2 separate regions of the Homo sapiens genome follow, and region 2 is linked to region 1. Evidence: chromatin loops called from intact Hi-C (ENCODE). Cell type or tissue: Caco-2. All regions are shown on one strand. Links, peaks and the distances in the headings refer to the core of each region. The heading gives the core; the rest is flanking DNA.

The links. A loop is a pair of places that touch in the nucleus more often than their neighbours do. Peaks named below come from ENCODE experiments on the same cell type or tissue, not always from the same donor. Only the 100,000 strongest peaks of a DNase experiment are listed, where the experiment ranks them.
Region 2: a loop joins it to region 1, with 7 times the contacts of the local background. A loop is called at or near these places in 41 of 110 quality-filtered maps.

What each region holds. Positions count from the first base shown.
Region 1 is chr9:12,756,423-12,768,633 of GRCh38, forward strand. LURAP1L-AS1 (LURAP1L antisense RNA 1) reads right to left here. Exons shown (of 4, transcript NR_125775.1): 3 at 3,130-3,202. It also overlaps the pseudogene RN7SL849P. Among named protein-coding and RNA genes, the nearest start is that of LURAP1L, 12 kb to the right of the region's middle. In Caco-2, for the core only: no CTCF peak of the experiment used is centred there; no DNase peak of the experiment used is centred there.
Region 2 is chr9:12,807,664-12,819,874 of GRCh38, forward strand. The region is part of intron 1 of LURAP1L (leucine rich adaptor protein 1 like); the gene reads left to right. It overlaps LURAP1L-AS1 (LURAP1L antisense RNA 1), which reads right to left and starts at 6,726. Exons shown (of 4, transcript NR_125775.1): 1 at 6,630-6,726. RefSeq lists an enhancer at 6,339-7,538. In Caco-2, for the core only: no CTCF peak of the experiment used is centred there; a DNase peak (open chromatin) is centred at 6,958.

The DNA.
Region 1 (12,211 bases), core at 2,601-10,600:
TTGGATTGAAGGATGCAAAGTATTGATCCTGGGTGTGTCTGCGAAGGTGTTGCCAAAGGAGATTAACATTTGAGTCAGTGGGCTGAGAAAGGAAGACCCACCCTCAGTCTGGATGGGCACCATCTAATCAGCTGCAGGCGTAGCCAGTATATAAAGCAGGCAGAAAAATGTGAAAAGCTTAGACCGGCATAGCCTCCCAGCTTACATCTTTCTCCCGAGCTGGATGCTTCCTGCCCTTGAACATTGGACTCCAAGTTCTTCACCTTTGGACTCAGACTGGCTTCCTTGGTCCTCAGCTTTCAGACGGCCTATTGTGGGGCCTTGTGATCACATGAGTTAATACTACTTAGTAAACTCCCATATATTTATATATATATATATATATATATATATATATATATATATATATATATATATATATACACCAGCTAATACATCTACCCTCAAGGCCTCTTAGGGATGTATTGGGTGCTTCCCTAGTCAGCTCCCTTTTCCGTTCCTCATGATGAAACTCTTTTCCTTTCCTCATGATGAAACTCTCCAACATCTCCAATAGAACAGACTGGAGACTTCTAGTGACTTTTGCCTGACAATGCCTTATTCTCACTTTCCGAAATCCAGTTCATCAGAGGAAATGTAAGTGGACATCCCATTGGCTAATCTCTCACCTTTTTCATAGCCATGAACTATGTTATTTTTCATGCACACTATACCTAAAAACCCATCATCTGAATATCAGAACTGGTCCTAAATTGGATGCTTCAGTGGGAGATTTGTCTTCAGTTGCCTGCTATACTCACATTCCACTTGCAGCACCTTTTTCTGTCCTCTCAGCACTTTGCTCAAACTATTTAACTAGCCAGAATCCCTAGGCTTTCCAGTTCTCTTCTATAAGACAAGAAATTAATTTAGGACAAATGAAAGCATACTCAACTGCTAAAGTCACCCTCTTCAGGGAGCATTTGCATTTTGAAATAAGCTTGACAAAACAGGTTTCTTCTTTGTTAGAGAATGAGTCCTCTATTTGGATTTTCTAGTATACTGACTTACAAAAAGAGGGATAAGTATGAGGTAGAGGCACCCCTAAAATAAAAAAGCATCTCTTCTTCTAATGTAAAGGATCGAAAGTGAGAATATGTTGTTTCGTTTGATTCTGTGGGGGTTAGATTTTGTGTGATTGTATGAGAAAGATAATTTGTATGTTTTGTTGTCCACCATATTCTAAGGTTTAAAATACTTATAAAATCAGATGGAGAAATGAGTAACAGGAAATTATTATATTATCTAAATGCATCTCTGATTTACTTACTAAACTGCATAAAAACTCATCACATGCAGTGCACAGTAATAATACTGTATAATAATGATCTGTAGTGATTCACCAAACACTTTCTATTCCTCAGTCATGAATAGTCTTAAAAGTACAGAGAAAAATCCATTTCATCCCCAATAGCTATTATAACTAACTACATATTAGTGTTATGTGTTTTTACTTAAACTGTAGAAAATTATTATACAACATATTTTATATAGAACAATAACCTCACAAAAATTTCTAAGAAAAAGGGATTTCGTGGCTATATAAGTTTAGGAAGAGCTGTAAACTATATAACCTCTTGGAGATTTAAAATGCACTTGACCCTATAAAAGGCTTTGATTTGCTCTACAGTAAAGAAATCTAACTTTTTTGGTAAAACTTTCCCCAAATTGATTAGACCACTGAACTCTCCATTTCACATAATGCCCTTAACATTCTGAACCAGTATACTTCATAACATATTTTGGGAAACATTCTGGTAGACTCTTGTCCATTGGGAGGGATATATTCTGGAGCTCTCATAAATCCCCAAATTCATGAATATCACTGTAGCATATAATTTCTGTCATAAAATACACAAATGTTGATCCTTATTGCAACAGTCACTGAAACACTTTGCTGAATTGTTTTCCCTGTCTCTGTGAGCAGTACATGGTAGACTCATTCATGTCATAAAGTCCAAATACCTTCACTGAATTAGGCACTAAACTCTTCATTTACCCCAAACTTCATTGGTTAAAACCTGCTATTTCCTTGACTTCTTTATTTTTCCTTTACTTGTACTACAAGGATTAGCAAAGGAGAGTTCTGAGGACAATTTCTCTCTCTTTCTCTCTCTCTCATAAACACAGGCATGCACACACCACACGCACACACGCAAACACACACACACACAGAGTTTTGTTTTGTTTTTTTTGTTTTGCATTGTATTCTTTGGGGCAAGAGGGTAAATTGTGATGCAAGCTCTCAAGGCACTACACGTATATAAGTGGAAGTAATATATAAACATGTATATATTATGAACATATATGCACACACATATATAACATATATACATATATATGAAATCAAACTTTCTGTTTAACCCATAATGATATACCAATAAAACAGGAATTTTGGGAAATGCTGGTGTCATATTGGAAAAGATTTTAGAGTCAAAAGAACTGGGTGTACTCTAGGCACCTTAAGCAAGTTACTTTATCTCTTTAGGATGTATAGTCCTCATCTGCTAAACAGGATTACAAGAGTTTGACAACTAGCCGAGATAAGGTATGTAAAGTGTCTGGCACCTAGGAAAATATCAAAAGGTAGTAATAATTATATAAGGAACAGCATCATATCTGAAATGAAGTCTATAAAGATTTCATGCATGCCCACCTGTATAGACATCAAGGCTAATAGCATGTTTGATTTTATCAACACCGTTTGCGAGCTAGTTCAGATTTAAGTAGTATGAAAAATTCAATAAACATCTCTTCCAGCCCTAAATAAAGAGGATGATACTCCGTAACCGAAATTCTGAAAGTAAATAGAGAATAACATCTTAGAACCAGTGCTCTTCTCAGTGTAGAGGCCAACAGCACACTAATTTTACATGCTTCTCCGTATCGTGCGTCATCTTCTGGAATTAGCAATCTTTTTCTTTGAAAACATAGCTGGATGCCAACTTTCTACTTATTCCTATTTAGGTCAATGCTCGGTAAGTATTTTTTTAGTAAAGAAATTAACATTAGATGAAATTATTGATAGTCCAAAGAGCAGAGATTTATAGCACTGACAACAGACAAAAGAAATGATAGTCATCTGCTTACTTTTCCACATAGAAGTTATTCTTTTTTTCTTCTCATATCCTCTATTTGACCGCTCAAATACTCTCCATCTTGCCTGAAACAAAAAAAGATGTGAATATAACATAATAGTAGAAAACTTTCATGTTCGATCCCCCTTTGTTCTACTTCCCTGTGTTGTGGCAGTGAAATTGGACAGAATCTCTATGAGGCAATGTGTCACAAATGGCAGGAATACAATACTTAATACACCACCATCTCTCTCTGACTTATAGACACAAACACACACACACACACACAAAGAAACCCATGGTATAGTAGATAGTGTTTCATGTGACTGATACCAAACAAAACACAAACAATGACTGGATTATTGCAACAACAGAGTCCATGCCATGGTTTCTGGGAACCTTTGGCAGCTATCTGCAATTTTAAGTGCTTGTTTTGCTAACTTTATGTTAGCAGGACTGTGAGCTTCAAGATGTGTGCCTTGTCCATTTAAAGAAGTTCCACTCATTCTGTGTGCTTCTCACCACATGAAAATAAAGCCAGAGCAAACAAATAATGCTCAGGGCTGAGTCACTTCACAAACCTCACTCGAAAAGAGTCTAGAAGGTCTTCTCACTTTCCCTGTATGGTATGGTAAAACCATAATATTAAGCTTGTGCAGGTCACCCTTTTTAAGATTAATTATTGTAGAAATCCTAATTTTGGAGGGGTATAGGGTAGGTTTTATTTGCTGTCATCTTGTCTGTTATAGACAAAACATTGATATGAAAGAAGAGGTCATCTTTCTTAAACAAGGTTAGGTAAAATTAATTCGTCCCTCCTAACAATCCTGTGATATAGATAGTATTAGCTTTCTAACATAGAAAATGAAAATTTGATCCAGCAGTTAAGCAACATGTGCCAAACCCTCAGGAGAACCTAGATTGTAGAGCAGGTACTCTAAAACCCAACTTAAATCTTCCTAATTTACACCTTTGTATGCCTTTTACTGCATTCATGAGCATGGTTCAGAAAATGTTTAGGAAACACCTTTGCCTAAGAAATATTTAATGAGGGCAAACAGTACAACTAAGAATAGTGTTATTGCTGGCAGCTTCCACTAAATCTATGCGTACAGTATAAGAAGGTAAAAAAATCAGTGAACATTTTTGAAGGATGATAGTTGTATTTAAAAAGCAAATCGTAATCTTCTCTCACAAACACCTCCAAAGGTGCTTAATGAAAAACGAGAAGGTGTGAATGTTATGATCTCAGCTCACACTGAGGATTCTTGTAACTATAATGAAAAATCCTTGATAGATTATTTAATCTATTTAAGTATTGGTTTTCTAATACAAAATCAGAATTGCACAACTTGGGTGACTGGTAAAAAGAATGAGTAACTCGGTGGTGATACACTTAAGTTCACAATATTATTGCCTGTAAATTTCCTGTGAATACACAATCAACTGACAATCCTTTATTGCCCATATCAGTTCTAGATATGGTAAGAGATCAAAACAAACATATGACACACATCATCCTGGAGGAGCCTACAGGAATTTGGTGAGACAGAATTTACAGACATAAAGAATTAAAATGCACTAGAAGATAATAAAGAATCAAATTTTATGAAACATCTTGCTCTATCTATCCACTATTGTTATCCACATTTTTCCCCAAAAAACAACTAAAGTTTACCCTGTGAAGCCTTTTTTTGAATTTTCTAGCTTATAGATTCCTCTCTTAGGCACTGTCTATTTAAATCACATCTTTATCAATTAGTATATATCTTTGCCTTTTTAATTAAAAAAAAATATACAACCTACTTCTCCGATTAGTTTATAAGTCTCTTGCTCAAGGTCCATATATTATTCCTTCTCATATCTTCAAAGCCAGATGCTTTGTTTTGCACAATGAAGGTACTACTCATTTTTTCCAGATTATCATAAAAATGATGACAATTGTTAATGAAGTATGAATTCACAGAACAAAGCAGAACAAAGCAACCACAAAGACAACAGCTGGTACCACTGAATTCACTTTACTGTGAGATCCAGCAGCGTGATAATTATGTCATTTTCATGTTTTATCTCTTGTTTTTGTCCTAACATGATGCCTGACACATATTAGATATGTCAATTTTTGACAAAGGAAGAAGAGTAGAAAGGGAGAGAGAATTGAAGGAAGGGAGAAATGAATCTGGGTATTAACAAATGGACTGGAATATAAGACAAGGTGCGAATTCTAGGCAAGAGGAACATTATCAACAAAGGACAGGTGGTTGATATTGACAGTGTGTGAGTATGTATGTGTTTGTGATGTTATGTGGAGGCCATTCCAACTGGAACAAAAAATTTATTTTATTATGGACATTATGTTGAACAGATGAGACATGCTTTATGCTGTGGAAGCCATACTGTGAAAATTAGAATAAATAATTCAAAATTGGAGCTAGAGGCAACAAAGCCATTACAGATTCTTAAGATGATGAAAAGTATTTGTATTTGTTTTAAATTACTTAGAAAGAGCATCTTGCAAGTTAGGTGAGAAAACTACATTCAGATCAAAATGTGATCATGGAGTGATAAACTAGAACTACAGCAGGATTGCCAAAATAGAAAAAAAATTACTGAAAGAAAATCAGTGGGGTTTGATGATTAACTGAATGTAATAGTAAAAGAGATAGAGACATCCTAAATATTAGCAAATCTCTAGATGGTGGGAGAGGTGGAACTCACAAATTGTGGGGCCCATACATTAAAATAAGGAAGTATGAAAAATAGTTGGTTTGAGGAAAGTTATAAATTTAATTTTGGATATGGTGATTTTATAGAGTGGTGCATAATTCAAAGGGATGTACTGTGGATTTTAAAAATAAAGGGATAGACAGAATGAAAAGCCAGGGAATTGGGAGTCACATGAGGTAGTAGAAAGGACCCCATATTAGAGACAAAATTACAAAGCCACAAGTTCTGTTCAGAGCAATGGAGAAGGTGTTTAGGGCTTGAATTATTATTTTCTTTAAGTCACTTAACATCTCTGAGTATTTATGTTTCTTTTTTTTTTAATTTTTTTTTTTTTTTTTTTTTTTTTTTGAGACAGAATCTTGCTCTGTTGCCCAGGCTGGAGTACAGTGGCGCAATCTCCGCTCACTGCCACCTCTGCCTCCTGGGTTCACGCCATTCTTCTGCCTCAGCCTCTTGAGTAGCTGGGACCACAGGCACATGCCACCACACCCGGCTAGTTTTTTTGTATTTTTAGTAGAGACGGGGTTTCACCGTGTTAGCCAGGATGGTCTTGATCTCCTGACCTCATGATCCGCCTGCCTTGGCCTCCCAAAGTGCTGGGATTACAGGCGTAAGCCACCGCACCCGGCCTGAGTATTTATGTTTCTTAAAATATTAAAAGATCACATTAGTTTCTGCTATTATTATCACATTATGAGGATAAAATAAAATGGTGATTATTAGAATTCTTGGAAATTGTCAAATCTTATGTAAGTCAAATTTAGAGATCAGAGGCAGAGGTATGATCTATATAGAGTTGGATTATCTGCTTTTCCTAGTAACTTACAGAGGAATATTACTCTCCCACATCTACTTTGAAAGCAATAGAAGATAGCAAAACTATGGAAAACAAAGAAATTATTTTCTGAAAAAACAAATCCTAGGACTGGTTGAGTTTTCTTCTGTCAAGCAAACACTTTTATTTTCTTAATTATAAAATAAAAACAAGACACCCCTACTCACTTATCAAATTTGTTTTACAGGCTTCAGCAAAGGGACCTGAACAGGTGCAAAAACAGAGACCCTGAGTAGGTAGAAGAGAGAGGCAGTGGTGCTGGTGACAAGGCTATATGGCCCTCTGAAAGCACCGATCTACAAAGAACTAGACCACATAGAGACTTGATCACTGGGGATTTTGACTAGAAAGGGGAGAAAGCATTTAATAATTATTAAGCACATGAACTCTGGATTCAGACAGAGGGGTGTTTATCCTCAGATAAACCACAACTTCTAGCTGTGTAGCAATGGGATATTTACTGGTGAGCTAAGCCACTAATTATAATATGGAGACATAAGACAACCTACCTCCTGGTGGTGTTGTGAAGATATGAGATACAGAGTAAGTACTCAATATGCACTAGTTGACATTATTATAAGGAAATAGAATTAAATCTGCATTGACCAGCATGATGAGGACATCACTCTTTTCTACTTGAAGTTGTTAAATATAAGAATAAAGAAAGGGATAAGAGAGAAAAGGGCAAGAAAGGAAGAAAGGAAGAGAGGGAATGCAGCAAGGATGGGTAAATAAAGAAGGGGAAATGGGATAAAAATGAGAAAGAACGAAGAGGCAAATAATGGAAAAGTTTGAAAAGAGCAATGGTAAAAGAAAACAGGGAAATAATGATTTAAATTAATACTTATAGTTTCAGATTTCTATATATTTTTCCTTGGCCATTATAATAGAAGCAGGACAAAATAAAATATAACTGGGAATGAAATTGGATACAAATTTTACAGGAAAATTCATGGGAAGCAGAAGAAAAAGGGAGAAAAGAGCCTTGGTGTTGGACCTATGAGAATTGATTGCAAGTGTAAAATATGACTTCATCTAGTTCTTTTCAGGGCCTTCTTTTTTCATATCTCTGTCACTATTTAAAAATATTTCTTAAATAATGTACAATGCAAGCCTTCTTAGTCAAATATGCCTTGGCCTTTATACACTACTTTAAACAAAGTACACTTACATAATTAGGAACGGTGCTATAATACAAAGCAAAGGTATTATATTACACCAGGAAACTTCAGTTCTATAAAACAGAGGTTATATTTTAGCAAACTAGCAAATCTTTTTTTAATCCCTATTCATACACAATTCAGAATGATGTAATGCCAGGTTATACATCAACTAAACTATTCTTTTAAGGCATCTCTGACCCAAATGCCTGTGGAATCTGTCTGGAGTTGATAGTATGCTGAAGAAATGAATAAACTCTGTGCTTGATCTTCTATAGATTACCACAGTTCTCATACAAGAACCAAAAATAACTCAATATAAGATACTCACATTATGCTTAGAAAATGAATATTAGTAAATGATGCAAGCTCATTGAGTTAGGACTTAATGCAGTTTTCTTGTGAATTGAGGTATCCTTCATATAGTCGGAGATTTACAGATTTGGTAACCAAGAGACTTTTTTTTTTTTTTTTTTTTTAGAGACAAGGGCATTTTTTTCAGAGACAAGGACTTGCTATGTTGCCTATGCTGAAGTGTCCTGCTATTCACAGGAGGCGTGATCCCACTACTTAGCACAGGAGGTTCGACCTCTTCCATTTCCCACCTGGTCCAGTGTACCGCCCTTTGGGCAACCTGGTGGTTTTCTGCTCCTAGAAGGTCACATTATTGATGCCAAACTTAGTGCAGACACCAGATCAGCATAGCATACTACAGCTCAGAACTCCTGGACTCAAACAATCCTCCTACCTCAGCCTCCCCAGTAGTTTGGACTATAGGCAGACACCTGCCTTTGCAAACTTTCAATCTGTAAGATGTGTACATTTAAGGTTGGCCACAGACAAAATTGTATAGTACCTGCAGTTGTATTCCATGGCTCATTACATCTCAAGCTCCTCTCCTACTCACACACCCAGACATACATACACAAGAACTCTATCTCCTTCTACACAGGACTCCCAATCAAGTCCCTACTCTATAGTTTTGGTTTTGGCCCTTCCCATGATACTATCTTCTATCTCATTCTCCCTCCAGCCAGTGATTTGCTAACTAAGATGGCATGACACAAACCAGGCAAAGAGTTCCTGAATATTCATGAATTGAATTTCTTTCTAGTTACCATATTTGCAATTGAAGGGGAAAGTTAACAAAAACAAAGTGCAATGGTAATACTGTGGGGGAGATAATATTGCTAGATTATTTATTAAAAATACAGAGTTTTCATTATTTAATAAAAGTAACATGTACTCTACTTTTGATTATTTTAGTCCACATAGTTATACTATGCATTTGGCAATCATCTTGCACAATTCCTAGAGTTACCCTTTGTTCTCTATTTAAGTTATTCCGAAATCAAATAATGTGCCAGAACAGGTAGCTCAATTAACTATGGGAGAGATATAAAGCAGATTTGTCTTGAAGTACCCAGAGAATGACCATATTATGGGTACTTTATAGAGTTAGGTATTTTATATTTAGTATACATTTAATATTAACAAAGGGTATATAGAAAACTCTTTATAATTATAATACAGAGTTGTTGGGTAATGATATTTTTACTTGTTAAACACTCAGGATTCCCCTTCAAAAATACACTAGTTAATTTACTTCTTCAAGGTTAGAAAAAAAAACCACACCTGTTAAAAAGTCACATATAAGCATTAAACAATAAAGACTTTCCTTTATCGCAAAGGAGTTATAACAATCTATTTACAAATAATACACATTTGTCTTTTCAGCATTCTATTATTCTCCTAAATCATCTCTAGCACAAAACCAAAACTTAAAGAGAGACAGATGTGTGTTTCTGCTCCAATTTATACACAGCTGTCAAATGAGATGGGTTACCATTGTAACAGAGTGATCATTTCTGTATGCATAAAACTGACAGATGTTTACCTCTATCAGAAAGTCTCTCTCTCTCTCTTTCTCTCTCTCTCTGTCTGCCCCCCACCGTCTCTTCCCCACTCCCTCCCCTTTTATTCCCTCCCTCTCTCTTTTTGAGACCATATCTTTTGCTACAGCACCTTAGATACTTATTGCCATATCTTCTGAACTGACCCTTTAAGATCCAGTCTTTACTCATAAACTCAAAACAAATATGAAGTGCTCTCTACTAGAGCATAATGAAATTTAAATAGAACTTAGCATGTTCTTAAAACAAGCTTTGAAGTATTTGAACAACCAAAGCCAAAGTTTATTATAGAATTGAGGGTCAGCCACTGCAAAATCAGCTACAGCACATGGTTGAGTATAGGAAAATCACCAAAGACAGAAGGAGTTGAGCAATTGCACTTTCAGCTGCCTTTTGTCTTCCGGAATGGCAGGGTGTCTGGGACTCCAGCCCTCCCCTGTGAATTTGCCAAGCCCTTGGCATTTGCCACATGAGACTGACAAGGAGCAGTCTCTGTGATCAAAAGGTCATAAACCCCTCTTTCCAGCTGCTTTTTGCACAAACTTTCATACAGCACCCTTTCATGCATGTGTTGCCTTCCCATCTTCACCTTTATTTTGGAGCCATGACCTTGTGAACCAAAGAATGAATTCCCACATCTTTTCAGTCTGGGCTCCACCAAATGGCAGAATCAGTCTCAAATATAGGTCCTGTTTTAGAGGAAGGTGTGATAGTTCATAAAAAATCAGAGACGGAGAATGGGAATAGCCTTCTAGAACATACTAATGTCCTCTAATGAGTAATTGTAAATGAATTTTCCAAGAAAACATGTATCTCCTTTTTTCTTTTTTTCCTTTTTTTCATCTATCTTTGACCTCTACCACACTTGGAATATGAGTTATCCAAAATCATCATCAGTAGTAACACGATTTTGTCCTCTCAACAATGCAATCATGTGCTGCATAACATTTCATTCAAGAACAAACCATATATAGTATGCTGGGCCCATAAAATTATAATGGAAGGGCCAGGCACGGTGGCTCATGCCTGTAATCCCAGCACTTTGGGAGGCCGAGGCAGGCAGATCACCCAAGGAGTTTCAGACCAGCCTGATCAACATGGAGAAGCCCTATCTCTACTAGAAATACAAAATTAGCCAGGCTTGGTGGTGCATGCCTGTAATCCCAGCTACTGGGGAGGCTGAGGCAGGAGAATCGCTTGAACCCAGGAGGCAGAGGTTGTGGTGAGCCGAGATCGCACCATTGCACTCCAGCGTGGGCAACAAGAACGAAACTCCGTCTGAAAAAAAATATATATATATAATGGAAGGTGAAAAATTCTTATCCTAGTAACATTGTAGCTATCCTAATGAAGTGGCACAATGCATTACTTTTTCTATATTTAGATATGTTTAGATACAAACATATCTTTATGTTGTACGTATCTGTATGTTTTATGTTGTAATTGTATGCAGTGATGTAAAGTAGCCTGTCATTTTTAATACTTTTTTTGTGATTAAGTAAGTTTGTATTTATTCTTTGCAGTGACTTTAAGTGTTCTTGGCTGTTCTTGGCTGTAAATATACAAACATATATTTAGATATGTTTAGATACATTGTTTTACAGTTGCTGACAGTATTCAGTATAGGAACTTGATGTACAGTTTTGTAGCCTAGGAGCAATAGGCCATCTCACATACCCTAAGTGTGCAGTAGGCTATCCAATCTATGTATGCATAAGTACACTCTATGATGTTTGCACAGCAACTAAATCACCTGATGATGCATTTGTCAGAATATATTCCTGCCGTTAAGCGAAATGTGACTATCTATGTTCAGAAGTAGAACTCTTAATAGTTTTGAAAGAGGACTAATGCCGATTTGTGGGTAATAGAAAAAATGTGGGTTTACAAATAAAATATATTTATTTTATTTTATTTTGTAGAGATGAGGGTTCTCACTATGTTGCCTAGGCTGGTCTCAAACTCGTGGGCTCAAATGATTCTTCGGCCTCAGCCTCCCAAAATGCTGGGATTACAGGTGTGAGCCAGCATGCCCAGCAAAGAATAAAATATAATTTAGAACAAATCTCAGCTTTCTCACTTGACACCAGTGGAAGATTGTATGAGTGATTTCACCTCTTGGAACTTCAGAGGCATCTTATTAGAGAGTTTCATCACATTCATTTTCCTGGGTTCTTATGAGAATTAAGCAGTACAAAATAGTGCTCAATACAACCTTTCATAAAATTGTGCTCAATACATAGCAGCTTCCCTTGTAGCCAGTACTTTTTCAGTTTCTCCCACATTATTTTATCATAGTGATTTATGCTACTCTGATGTGCAAGTGTTTTCTGATTATAAAAAAGGCCCCTGTTGATTTATCAAGTGAATATGACCAGTAACTATCTTTCTTAATATTTTCAGGACCTAATTACAGTATTTATCTTTTATATAAGATGCATATACTCAATATGTCTCATG
Region 2 (12,211 bases), core at 2,383-10,382, 51 kb after region 1:
ATTCACATTTAAAGTGATTGATATAGTTGGATTAATAGCGATCATATTTGTACATATTTTCTATTTCTTTCCTTTGTTTGCTCATTCATTCTTACTTTTTTCTTTCTCTCTTTTCTTTGCTTTTTTGTCTTCCACTTCTCTGGTTTTAATTAGGCAATTTATATGATTCTACTTTTTCTTCTCTTGGCATATTAATTATACTTCTTTTTTAAGTACGATTTTTAGTGGTTGCCCTAGAGTTTTTAGAATATGTTTACAACCAATCTAAGTGCACTTTTAAGTAATATTATACCACATCATGGTAGTACAAGTACTATATAAAACAGTATTCCCAATTCTTCTCTCTTGTCTCTTATAAAATGACTATCATTCATTTCATTCACAAATAAGCTATAATCACTGAATGCATTGTCATTGTTATTTTGAACAAACTGTTCTGTTAGATCAATAAATAATAAGAAAAATTTAATATTTTACCTTCTTTTTTTCTTTCCTAATGCTCTTCCATTTTTTTTAATACAGATCTGAGTTTCTGCCGATATATTTTTCTTCTCTCTGAAGAACTTTTTAAAATATTACTTGCAAGGCAAGTCTACTGGTGACAAATTTTCTCCATTTTTGTTGGTCTCAGAAAGTCTTTAGTATTTACTACTTCACTTTAAAAAATTGTGGCAAAATATATATAACATAAAATATACTATTTTAACCACTTTTAAGTGTATAGTTCAGTGGCATTAAGTACATTCACATTGTTGTACCACTATCACCACCATCCACCCCCAGAACTTTTTTATTTTTCCCAAACTTCTTCACTTTTGAAGGATAATTCTGTTGGATACAGAATTTTAGGTTAGTAGTCTTTTTTTTTAAGACGGGATAAATATTTTACTCCACACTCTTCTTGCTTATATGGTTTCTGAGTATAAGTTTGGTGTAAATCTTATACTTGTGCAACTGTAGGTAAGGTGTTCTTTTTCCTCTAGCTTTTAAAAAAGATTTTCTATAATTCGAATATAATATGCCTAGATATAGGTTTTTTGGTATTTATCCTCCTAGATGTTCTCTGAGTTTTGCAGATCTGTAGCTTTGTGTCTGTCATTCATTTTGGGACATTCTCAGTAATTGTTGCTTTAAATGTTGCTTCTGTTCCTTTTTCTCTCCTCCTTCCAGTATTCCCATTATACATGTGTTATTCTGTGTCAGTCCATTTGCATTGCTATAAAGGAATACCTGAGACTGGTTAATGTATAAAGAAAACAGATTCATTTTGGCCCATGGTTCTGCAGGCTGTACAGGAAGCAAGGTGCCACCATCTACTTCTGGTTAGGTCCTCAGGAAGCTTACAATCATGGCAGAAGGAAAGGGCAGCTAGCATATCACATGCTGAGAGAGGGAAAGTGACGAGATACCACATTCTTTTAAACAACCAGGACTCACATGAACGTAGAATGATAACTCATTCATTATCATGAGGAGGGCACTAAGCCATCCCTGATGCATCTGCCCCCATGACCGAAACACCTCCTACCAGGCCCCACCTCTAGCATTGGGGATCACATTTCAACATGAAATTTGGAGGGGGCAGAACATCTAAACTGTATCATATACCTTTTCTAATAGCCCACAGTTCTTAGATACTCTGTTCTGACTTTTTATTTCTTTTTTCTTTTTGCATTTCAGTTTGGGGAGTTTCTGTGGACTCATCTTTAAGCTCACTGATTCTTTCCTCAGCTATGTCCAATCTACTTATGAGCCCATCAAAGGCATTATTTATGTTACAGTGTTTTTGATTTCTTGCATTTTCATTTGTTTCCTTCTTTGCACTTTCATCTCTCTGCTTTTATTACTCACTTGTTCTTGCACTGTCCACTTTTTCCATTAGAACCATTGGCGTATTAATCATAGTTGTTTTAAATTCCTTGTCTGATAGTTCCCAAATCTGTGCCACACTTGAGTCTGGTTCTGATGCTTGCTTTGTCTCTTCAGACTTTGTTTTTGCCTTTTAGAGTGGCTTGTAATTCTTTGTTGAAGGCTGGATATGATATAAAAGGAACTGTGATAGATAGGTCTTTAGTGCAAGGTTTTATATTTATGTGACTAGGAGTTAGATTCTGCTTACTATTTGCTGTAGCTATAGTGTCAGAGACTAAAATTTCCTCTAGTATCCTTGCTTTTGTCTACTCTATTGTCTTTGGGTTTCCTTTGGCACTCTTTAAATATGGTCAGAGGCCTGCAGTTCTTTTTGCTGTAATCCCCTGTTATTATACAATAGCCTTATTGATGTGGTCGCAAGGTGTGGGAGAAGAGGAAGTGTTCTCCTGTCCATAATTAAGTCTCAGTCTTTTAGCGAGCCTGAGTTGGATATTTTGTTGATCAGGCTTTGGTAAAACTCCAGCCTGTTAGGTTCTGGTAAAATAGATTCCCTTAGGGACAAGCTTTTTTAAGGAGATCAGAGAGGTCTGGATGTATTTCAGAGCTTTCCTCTCCCTGCCAGAAGCACAGGGGATATTGAGAACCTGGTAGGTTTCCTGGAGGTAAAACTCATGAAAGTGCGGGGTGCCCCTGAGACTGGGTCCCTTTGGATTTTTTAACTCACAAGCTAGTCCACACTAACCTTCCAGCAATTCACCAATGACAGTTAGTGTTCCTACAGAAAGCTAAGGCCTTCTGCTTCCAGTTTTCTGTTCCTGTTAAGCTATGATTCTCTGTATCCATGTGTCTGTCTTCCAGGGCTGCAATTTAGCCAATGACCTCAGTTTTCTGATGAACCTAAGCATAGTTGTTGATTTCCAGTTTGTTCAGCTTTTTTTCTTGTTATGAAGATGGGAGTGATGACTTCTTAGCCCTTCACATATCAGACTGGAACCATAATGAGAATAATAATCAGCTTATTCACCGATTTGTTTTAAGAATGGCACTATATTTATTAGATAAATTAATATTTAAGGCATCTAGCTAAGTACAGGGTACATAGGAAGCATTTGATAAATGGCAGATACTATTATTAATATTCCTAAAGCCATTTTAAAAAGCTAAGAATGAATAAATCACTAGATTGGAAAGTTAATGTATTATCAGTGAATGTTGGAATATGTCAGGTGTCTCTTATTGGATGCTCTTCAGATCACCACTTACAGCTAGTGAAACTCTCCCATCTGGAGAGTCCCACCCAAAAGTTTCCAAATGAAAATATTTAGTCAGTGTTTAGACACCACATGAAAAACAAAACAAAACAAAACTGATCTTAAGCATCATAAAGTATTTCAAATATTACCAAATTATCATTAGCAGGTGAAAATAAATATTTGCAGCAAAATATCTGAGTCTTCATTATATTTCCTATGCAAAGGGCCATTGTACAGGTCTTTTATAAAAAAAATGTTAACCTGTGAAAAAGAATTAACTCCTAGAAGGAAACTCAATAAACCTAAGTAACTTTTATTACCATCCTAATCACCTCCTCTTTTTCTCCTACTGAGGCCAACTCAAAGCACATTTTGAAATTAAATGAGGAATTCTGAAAAGCAAGATTGCAACTTAATAAAGTTGTCAATATTGAAAATTTAGTAGTTTCAGTTTAGTTAATCTCGCTGCATTTTAAGCTCTTTAAATTATATCTGAATGTTATTATCTAAGTTTAGTCTATTATCTTATCAATGTATACCCTACTTTCATGACCCTCAGGTTATAGGGGATATAATTTATAAGTGAAATATGTTGAAAGCATCATTTTTGTCATTAATTATCAAACATAAATCATCTGTCATTTCTCCTTCAGGGTAAGAAATCAATTTCTCTTAGGGGAAAGAAAAGCTGTCCTCCTGTAGATGCGAATGGCTCTTTCAATAATCACCTTCAGTTTCCTTGAACATTTTTTGTTTTTGTTAACAAGTATTTAACTACTTACTCTATTTGTTCCTTTTATTCAAACTACAAAGCAATGTACTGGTAAAGTATCATGCCACAGACAGTGATTCAGCGTCTATCAACAAAATTATCCACAAGTGGAAAGATCTCTAGGACCTTGCTAAAGTGTGGTCTATATACCAACAGCATTGGTGTATTAGTTATTCAAGCTGCATAACAAATATCCCAAATCTTAACAACTTAAAACAGCAAACATGTATTATCTCACAGTTCTATATTAGGGAGTCTGGGCACAGATCAAGTGAAGGCCCCTGGATCGGGGTCTCTCACAAATCTGCCATCAAGGTGCCTTGATGAGGCTGCAGTCATCTCAAGGCTCGATCCAGGGAGGATCCACTTCCCAGCTCAATCACATGGCCAGTAGCAGTCGACAGGTCTATGTCCTTGCTAGCTGTTGTCCAGAGATCTCAGTTCCTTACTTTATGCATCTCACAAGGGGCAGTTCACAGCATTGTAGATGGCTTCATTCAGAGCAAGCATTTGAGAGAGTGTGCCCAAGGCAGAAGCCACAATCTTTTTGTAACCTTTTCTCAGAAATGACACCTCATCATTTTTGCCATAGTCTATTATTTAGAAATAAGTCAATAGGCCCATCCGATACCAGGATAGGGAACTACGTAAGGATGTAGATACCAGAAGAGGGTGGTTATTGGGAGATATCTTTGAGACTGCCTACCACAATTGGTAACAACTGGGAACTTGTTAGAAGTACAGAATCATAAAACTGGTGAGCAAAATTTAAATTTTAACAAGATTTGATCCATAGGTACATTCAAGGTTGAAGATCTCTGCTCTAGGAGCAGCGCCCATCCATTTTATTCTGTTGCAGAGATTGCTTCCTCACTTATTTTTACTCACTCTCTGTTGCCTTTGTAAGAAATACAGAGATCACTTTTCTTTTCAAGTCAGTTCTCCCCTACAAAAAATTTTACAAAGTAAGTTTACTAAAGCACTACTGGGCTGCACATAGCGTGTAGGAAATAGAATTGGGAGAATGAAGAAGAAATATGGGGCATAAGATCCACGGCAAACAGATTTAATTATAGTATCAAGAAATTACTAAAAGAGAAGATAAAGCATTTGAGTAGAAAAGATGTCAGGAATCATGTAAAAATAGAGATTACAGTCCTATCTCCTCAACAATCTTCAAATGCATTGCTGAACAACTCTGCATTATAAAGCCTACTGTTTATAACAGTGGCCTCTTATTTTAGAAATATAGCCATCAAAAATTATTATAATACAAAAGCATAAATGTTCAACTGAGTTTAGATACCTGGCTTATTCCCTTTTTCAGTATATTTCATGTCTCAACAATGCTGAGTCATTTATATTCAGTTTTTGAAATCTTTCCAGAAAAGACACTAAAAACTTTGGTATAAATATTTTACATCTATCTCAAATTTTATTCAATGGAAAAGATAAGATTACCTTCAGATTTTAATTACGTCTAGAAAAATAAAAGCCCTAAGGGGTAAAATGCAAGTCTCTAATCTGCTTATTACAAAATGCAATCAATTAAGTAAAGCCTTCATTCCGTACCTCCTCAATGGTACACTGAAGCTAATATCTACTGAGATGTGTGAGCTTTTTGTTAAATTTTCAGGAGTTTTGTGAACTAGTTGCCAATCACAGACATTATTAAAATTTAAAGTATTTATATAAACCTACTAGTTAAGTATTTATATAAACCTATAATTTAAAACAAAGGTAATAAATACTCAAAATTCATGGCATCCTAATTATTTTACTACATTTTACTTTCATGATTTTTTGAGGTTTTTAAAACATCTATTTTATTCACAGGGTGAAAATACCGTATATGCTCTAGTACCGAGTATCTCTTATCAATCCCATGTTTATGTTTAAGGACATTCTATAGACAGATTCAAATTGGCCATGTAGGAGTATTTATGCTACAGAAATTTAAAAACACTATAAAGCAGAACTTGATTTTTATTTTATTGGTTGTCTAGACTTAAGTGATAGAGAAAATTTTAATACTGCAGATTGAAATTGAAATTTGTGGCATGTCCCTAGTTATTACATTTCCAATAGTGCCAAAAAAAGGAAATATTCTCCATGTATTTGAAAACTGTTATTCAATTCAGTGAAGAAATTGCTGACATCATTGATGAACCAGTAAAATTCCAACATAACCCATGCTGAGGCTGAAACAAATTTCAGTTTAATTAATATAGTTTTCACTAAGTGAAAAATAATTTAACAGTGGATCACATATCAGGTGTAACAATAACAATTATTGAGGAATGAATTATCAATTGAGATTAACTGTATTTGTGACATTTTGTTTGAACTGCGTCCATAGTTTGCTATACATACAACAGTTCAGCAAGAATAAATAAAACATTCTCTGAAATCAGTTGGTTATATGGAATTGACAATAAAAAGTGCTGTATATTTTATTATTATCTGTCAAGTGTGTGTTATACATCTTCTATATCAGCACAATTTGTATTATATTTTGTAGTATATATGCATGCATGTGTGTGTGTGCATGTTTATTTTTCCCAGGAAGCTGCTTGTTAAACATTTACTGGCACACTACCCTGTGTCCTTCCCTTACAATGTAACTGTGGCCACTACAGATCACGGAGGAGCACATTAACATGCCCTGGTCTACCATGTGAAAAGAATATCTTAAGTTCTAAATTGAAAAGACACACATGCACAATACTTACTATAAATTAGTGGAAACACTTCTCTGGTCTGTGTTCAATGTGAAAAACTTCTCTGCTGTGAATATGGGGAGTCCATGTTTTCATTAGATCATTCTAAATGAATCTCGGCTCAGGTGATTTATAGCCGATTGCATCAGCCTAAATTACTCTTTGCACATTCATGTTGAAAATATTCAGGGAAACAGTTTTCACTGTATTAGATTATGGAAAAGGAATTGACATCACAGGCATCTAAGTATCAATTGGACCTAGAATCTGATGAAATCATACTGAAAAGCTGCATGTATTACTTTGGCAATCAGATGACTCACCAGCAGAAACTGTACAGATCTCACGAGCAGGCCTGGTGGCCGGAATTTATGCTTATGATTCACAGGAGTCACATGTGCTCCTTTCAAATACACCAGATACAGCTTTCTACTTTATCAAAACAACATCAATCAGTCCACTGTGCTGATGACAGTATTTTTATGTATGTAATTTAGTCCTTGGGGAAATTACTTTTCTATAACGTTCTGGGAAAAGAGTGAACTGTTTCAGTTATTGTTCAGTTCCACATATAAACAACAAAAATGGAGGAAGACAAAGCTGACTGATGTGAAAGGGAATCCTCTGTTGCCCAGTTAGAAACAAATTTTGTTGTAAATTTTGAACTGACTGAGAAAGTGAAAGAAAGCTTTGGTGGAAGGAACAGCACTGACTTTTGCATAATTGTAGGCTTTTCACCTGAAGCATTCCAAACCAAAAACAGTGAGTGGAAATGTTGTACAGTGTCTTCTCAGGCTGCAAAAAGATGATAATATTTTTATGGATCTTCTGAGAAAACAGAGGAGTGATTTATAAGTATAGATATTGAAAACACTGCTGGAAATTTTAAGGATGGGTAGGCAGAAAATCTTCTGTGATCATCAAATTGAGGATGTCCTGAATTTGGAGAGAGGGCAAATTTGAACACAAGGAGCTTATGCAAAAGGAACAAGCAAACAAACTGGAATAAATTGCTGGAAAAACAATACTCCAAGTGCTTTTAAACAGCTCTTCAGTTTATATAGACTTTTAAAAATATATTCTAAAATAAATGTGGATAGAAAAGAGGCCCTGACAGAACTAAACTCTCTTCCACCAACTACAAATCAGAGAGAACGATGATTAGTTTCTCCTAATGAGAAACTAGGGTTAGAGCATCACATTAAAAAGCAAGTCTAATCTTTCTTCCTTCAATGTATGTGACTATGGACTTGCAAAGAAGTCCTTCTTCCTTCTAATTCATATTACAGCTTGCAGGATGGTTGGGATTTACATCTTGAATATTGTGGATTTTACCATACAAATGTATAACTAGGAGGTGGCCTGCTTTTATCTGACTAGTTGACATTCATAAATAAAAGGGTAACAATAATGGAGGAGGGCTTTATGAGAAACCTGAGTATATGATGCTATCCAAGGCTCCAGAAAGGCAAAAAATGTCCCTATTTGGAAGATATATTCAGCAGCTCATGTGCACATTTCAGTTAATATATAGACATATTAAAGATGATATGCACGTTTGTCTTGGAGTGGAATACAAAAATGATTTTTATTCAAACCCAAATGGTGAGAGCAAAAATTATTATGACAAAATTTCTGATAAAGTACCTCAAATTAACATCAAACCCAAACTTCTAGCCTTAGCCATGAGTTTTTACCAGCTACATCTTTTGCTGGAGTTACTGAGCAGCAGAATTGATTCTTCTGTCTCCTCTATAGCCTGAATAATTTTCTCATAACGTAAACAATTTCGTAATCAAATGGCCACAGGAATGGCAAAATATCAGAGAATATGTCGAAATGGAAGGAAATCCTGGGATTATCTGATCTGTAGACTCTTCCTATTAAATTAAACATTAAATGCCTGAAATGTTATAAGACGTTATTAAATATCTGAAACGAAATCTCAGTATGAAAAGCAGATATGTTAGGTGGATGCCTCAGTTGAATTCAGTCTTCTTATTGGGTAAGATTAGTCTTTGTTCACAGAACTACTTTACCACCTTCACTGAGTCCCATGGTTCACTGCAGCTCGGAATGAAATCTCCTGATTTTTCTTCATGTATAAGGAAACTGAGGTCCTGTATGCCAAGCCACTTTCCCCAAAGGTCAAATAGGAAGATAGTGGCAGTGGCAGATTGGAGTCAGTACCATGTTCCTCATACAACACCACAAAGAAGTCAACTTGGTTAGCAACCAAAACTCCGACTGCATTTTTTTCTTAGATTCCATTGTGCCAATGCATAACCTTTGTATTCTTTCAATTTTTAAATGGCACTCTAGAAGAAAAAAAGATATCTGGGAAAGTTTGCTGTTAAGAATATTTTCTCCTTCAAGATTCCTCATTTCAAGTTCTACCATAGACTCAGTTCATCACCTGTCAAAAAAATGACATGAAATCTCAACATTCTCCCTAAAATACAGAGACCTGTGACATCATAATCCTGAAGCCTGAGAGACTAAGTAGGAAGCTGAACCATATGACATAAACTGTAAGGACCAGAGTAGAGGAGGGGAAGTGAAGAGGAAAAGAGGAAAGGACATCCACATCTCTTTGGACCTTTGGACCGATCAGTCTAAACCTTATTTTTGTCGTTGTTGTTTTTTGGTACATGTCCTGGTTGTTTGTTCCCTTTGTTCAGTTCATTTTGCCAAGTGTTTACAGAACACCCATGCTGTGCTAGTATCGGTTATCACCTCTGAACAAATAGAATAATGTTTGGAGTGTGACTTACACCTTGAAGTCCACTTCCTTTTAGAGATACTATCTCATATTCTGTAAATTTAAGCTAGGAATAACCTCACACCAGTTACTCGGTGTTTGAATCTGGAGAAGGAATAGAAGGCATTATCTGCTGGGAACGCTTCAATATTGAAATGTTCTTTCCCGAAGCTACTTTTTTTTTCCCTCTCAAGTCACATATTACTGACCCACAGCAAAACCCGAGATTCCAACAGACAATCCAATCTGAAGCAAAGTTTCTTATTCAGATGTTGGACAGGTACTAATTCAGCACCTACTTGTGTGAGATACTCTTCCAGGTTTTGGCATAGAGTGGTGACCAGGAAAGATCAAGACCCAAGCACTCTGTGGTGCTTCCATGCTCATGGGGGGAAGAGAAAATAATAAGTAAATCCATTAGAAAGATTATGATTTCAACTAGTCATAAATATGATGAAGGAAATATACATGGAAATGTAATATTAATCAAGGCATGGGTATTGCATATTATGATTGATCAGGAATCAGTTTCTCCTAGGAGGTGACATTTAAACTCAGACCTTTAGGAGATCTCAACTCTCAGTATCCTCAGAGTCAAGTTGAGGGACCTTATAAGACTCCAACAGAAGGAACCACACAGTTTCATGCTGCAAGGGCAAGGCTACTCTATTTTTAATTGATGGCTAGACTTCATTAAGACTGAAATGAATAACAGTGAGGAAAGGCGGGGCAGCTACTAGAGACAGAAGAGTCATTGTGATTTAGTTGTTTGGTGAATTGCTCATACTTTCAAGGGTCATCGGTAGCATAACTGCACCTTGGTGCTTGGAGAAAGCAGAGTGCAGCAGCTGGGCCAGCCCAGGACTCTCTGTGCCTGGAGCTCCTGGTAATGGACCTGCCAGCGTGTGAACTGACGTGCCCAGCGCTCCCACGGTGGGAAGCTGTTTACTCTCTCCCGGGAGGACACAGGGTTAGACATAGTTGAATCTATAATCATTATCAACCAGATCAACACGTTCTAACTGACTTGCTTGTGTCGTTTTTTTCCCCAACAGTAGTTCAATGGCCTGTGAATGTTTTGCTTCCACTAAAAAAAAAAAAAAAAAAGATTTTCTTATTTAAATAAGTCATTTCATGGTCAAAGGAAGCTTTTGTTACTTCATAGTCCACTCCTCTTTTCTTCTTACTGCTTAATAAAACTGAAAAACTTGTACTTGATGCAGCCACTGTGTAAGTCAGAGAAAAATTGCTGACAAAAAATGTATTCTAAGTATGTTTTAACCCCTGGTGGCATAGTTGTTAGGAACGTGTATTACTACTGTCTTAAGAGCTAAACTTTCACAGTTCCTAAAATTATGGCTATTTCCAAAAATCAACCAATTATGACTATTTCCAAAAATCAAGCAATGCTTAGTACAGACCTTAAGATAAGGAAGAAATGTGAGACATGGCTTCTTTCTTTAAGGAGCTCACAGCCTAGTTGAAATTGCTAAAAGACAATCATTGGCAGTATATGACAGTACAAAGTTAAGCTATGTTAGGAGATAAGCTAACAGGACGGTAGTGGTGAAGCAGGCCAGCAGAGGAGGCTGGAGCCCTCAAGTAGTGCTTGACGAGAGAAGTATGACTTGAAGAATGGGGAGTATTTGGAGAGGAAGAGAGTGAAGTTTTTCAAGAATGGGGAATGACAGAGGAGCATGCCCAGAGCTGGGAATGGGCTGGAACATTTTCATGGGAGAGGGTGGAGATGTGAATAAATGCAGCCGTGATTTATTTGGGTGGCTATTGGGAAATGGTCAGATTGATATTCTGCCATGGCTTATAAGGGGCCAGCATGTTTTATCAGCTACAGATGCCTGCTGAATGATTTTGCAAAAGTTTGACTCATATTGATTTTTCTGGGCTGCTCAGTGGACCTAGGCAAATTGTTGGTGATTTATAAATGTTTGTTATATTACTTGTAACTTGACCATTGTCTTCCTGGCTCATAGGGTGTGCGGAGGAATTTAAACATAAAGACTGTCAGAAACCTCCTTCCTCAACATAAAGTCATTGCAAGGTTATTGAGACACCCCAACAAATAGAGGGGCTTCTCAAGGCTAAGTTCACATCCTTCTGTTCATGAACGTCTCAGTGAAAAGTAATTTTCTTTGTTACTTCCTGTGCAATTTATTTTTAGTGCTTTGTTCAGAGAAGATGAAGTGACTCAAGTCACTTCAGTATTCCAGCAAAATTAATGGATTTTAAATTGTACTTTATGTTTTTTGTATTCATAGATATATTTTTATTCTTTTGAAACCTGTACAATCTTGCATCTCTTGCAGTTATTAATGGAAATTCCATCTCTCCTAATGTTTATTCATCATGTTCCCTCAATCCAAAGTTCCTCTTCAGTTATGGATTAACTCCTCATACAGAAATATTTTTACAATACAAATGAATACTTTTGAGGACAATTCGCTCTTTTCTTCCTTACAGTTTGAGTCATCCAAGAATGAATGTCTGATAATTCCAGAAACTGACATAAATCTGAATTAGCTCTGGATCCTAAAGAAAGAATTAGCATGACCCAGACTTTTGGGTTAGTAACCCAACTGGAGGGACAGAAATCGGTTTTTAAACCATAGAGAAGGCCGGACATGGTGACTCACGCTTGTAATCTCAGCACTTTGGGAGGCTGAGGAGGGCAGATCACGAGGTCAGGAGTTCAAGACCAGCCTGGCCAGCATGGTGAAACCCTGTCTCCACTAAAAATACTAAAAATTAGCTGGACATGGTGTTGCGTGCCTGTAATCCCAGCTACTCAGGAGGCTGAGGCAGGAGAATAATTTGA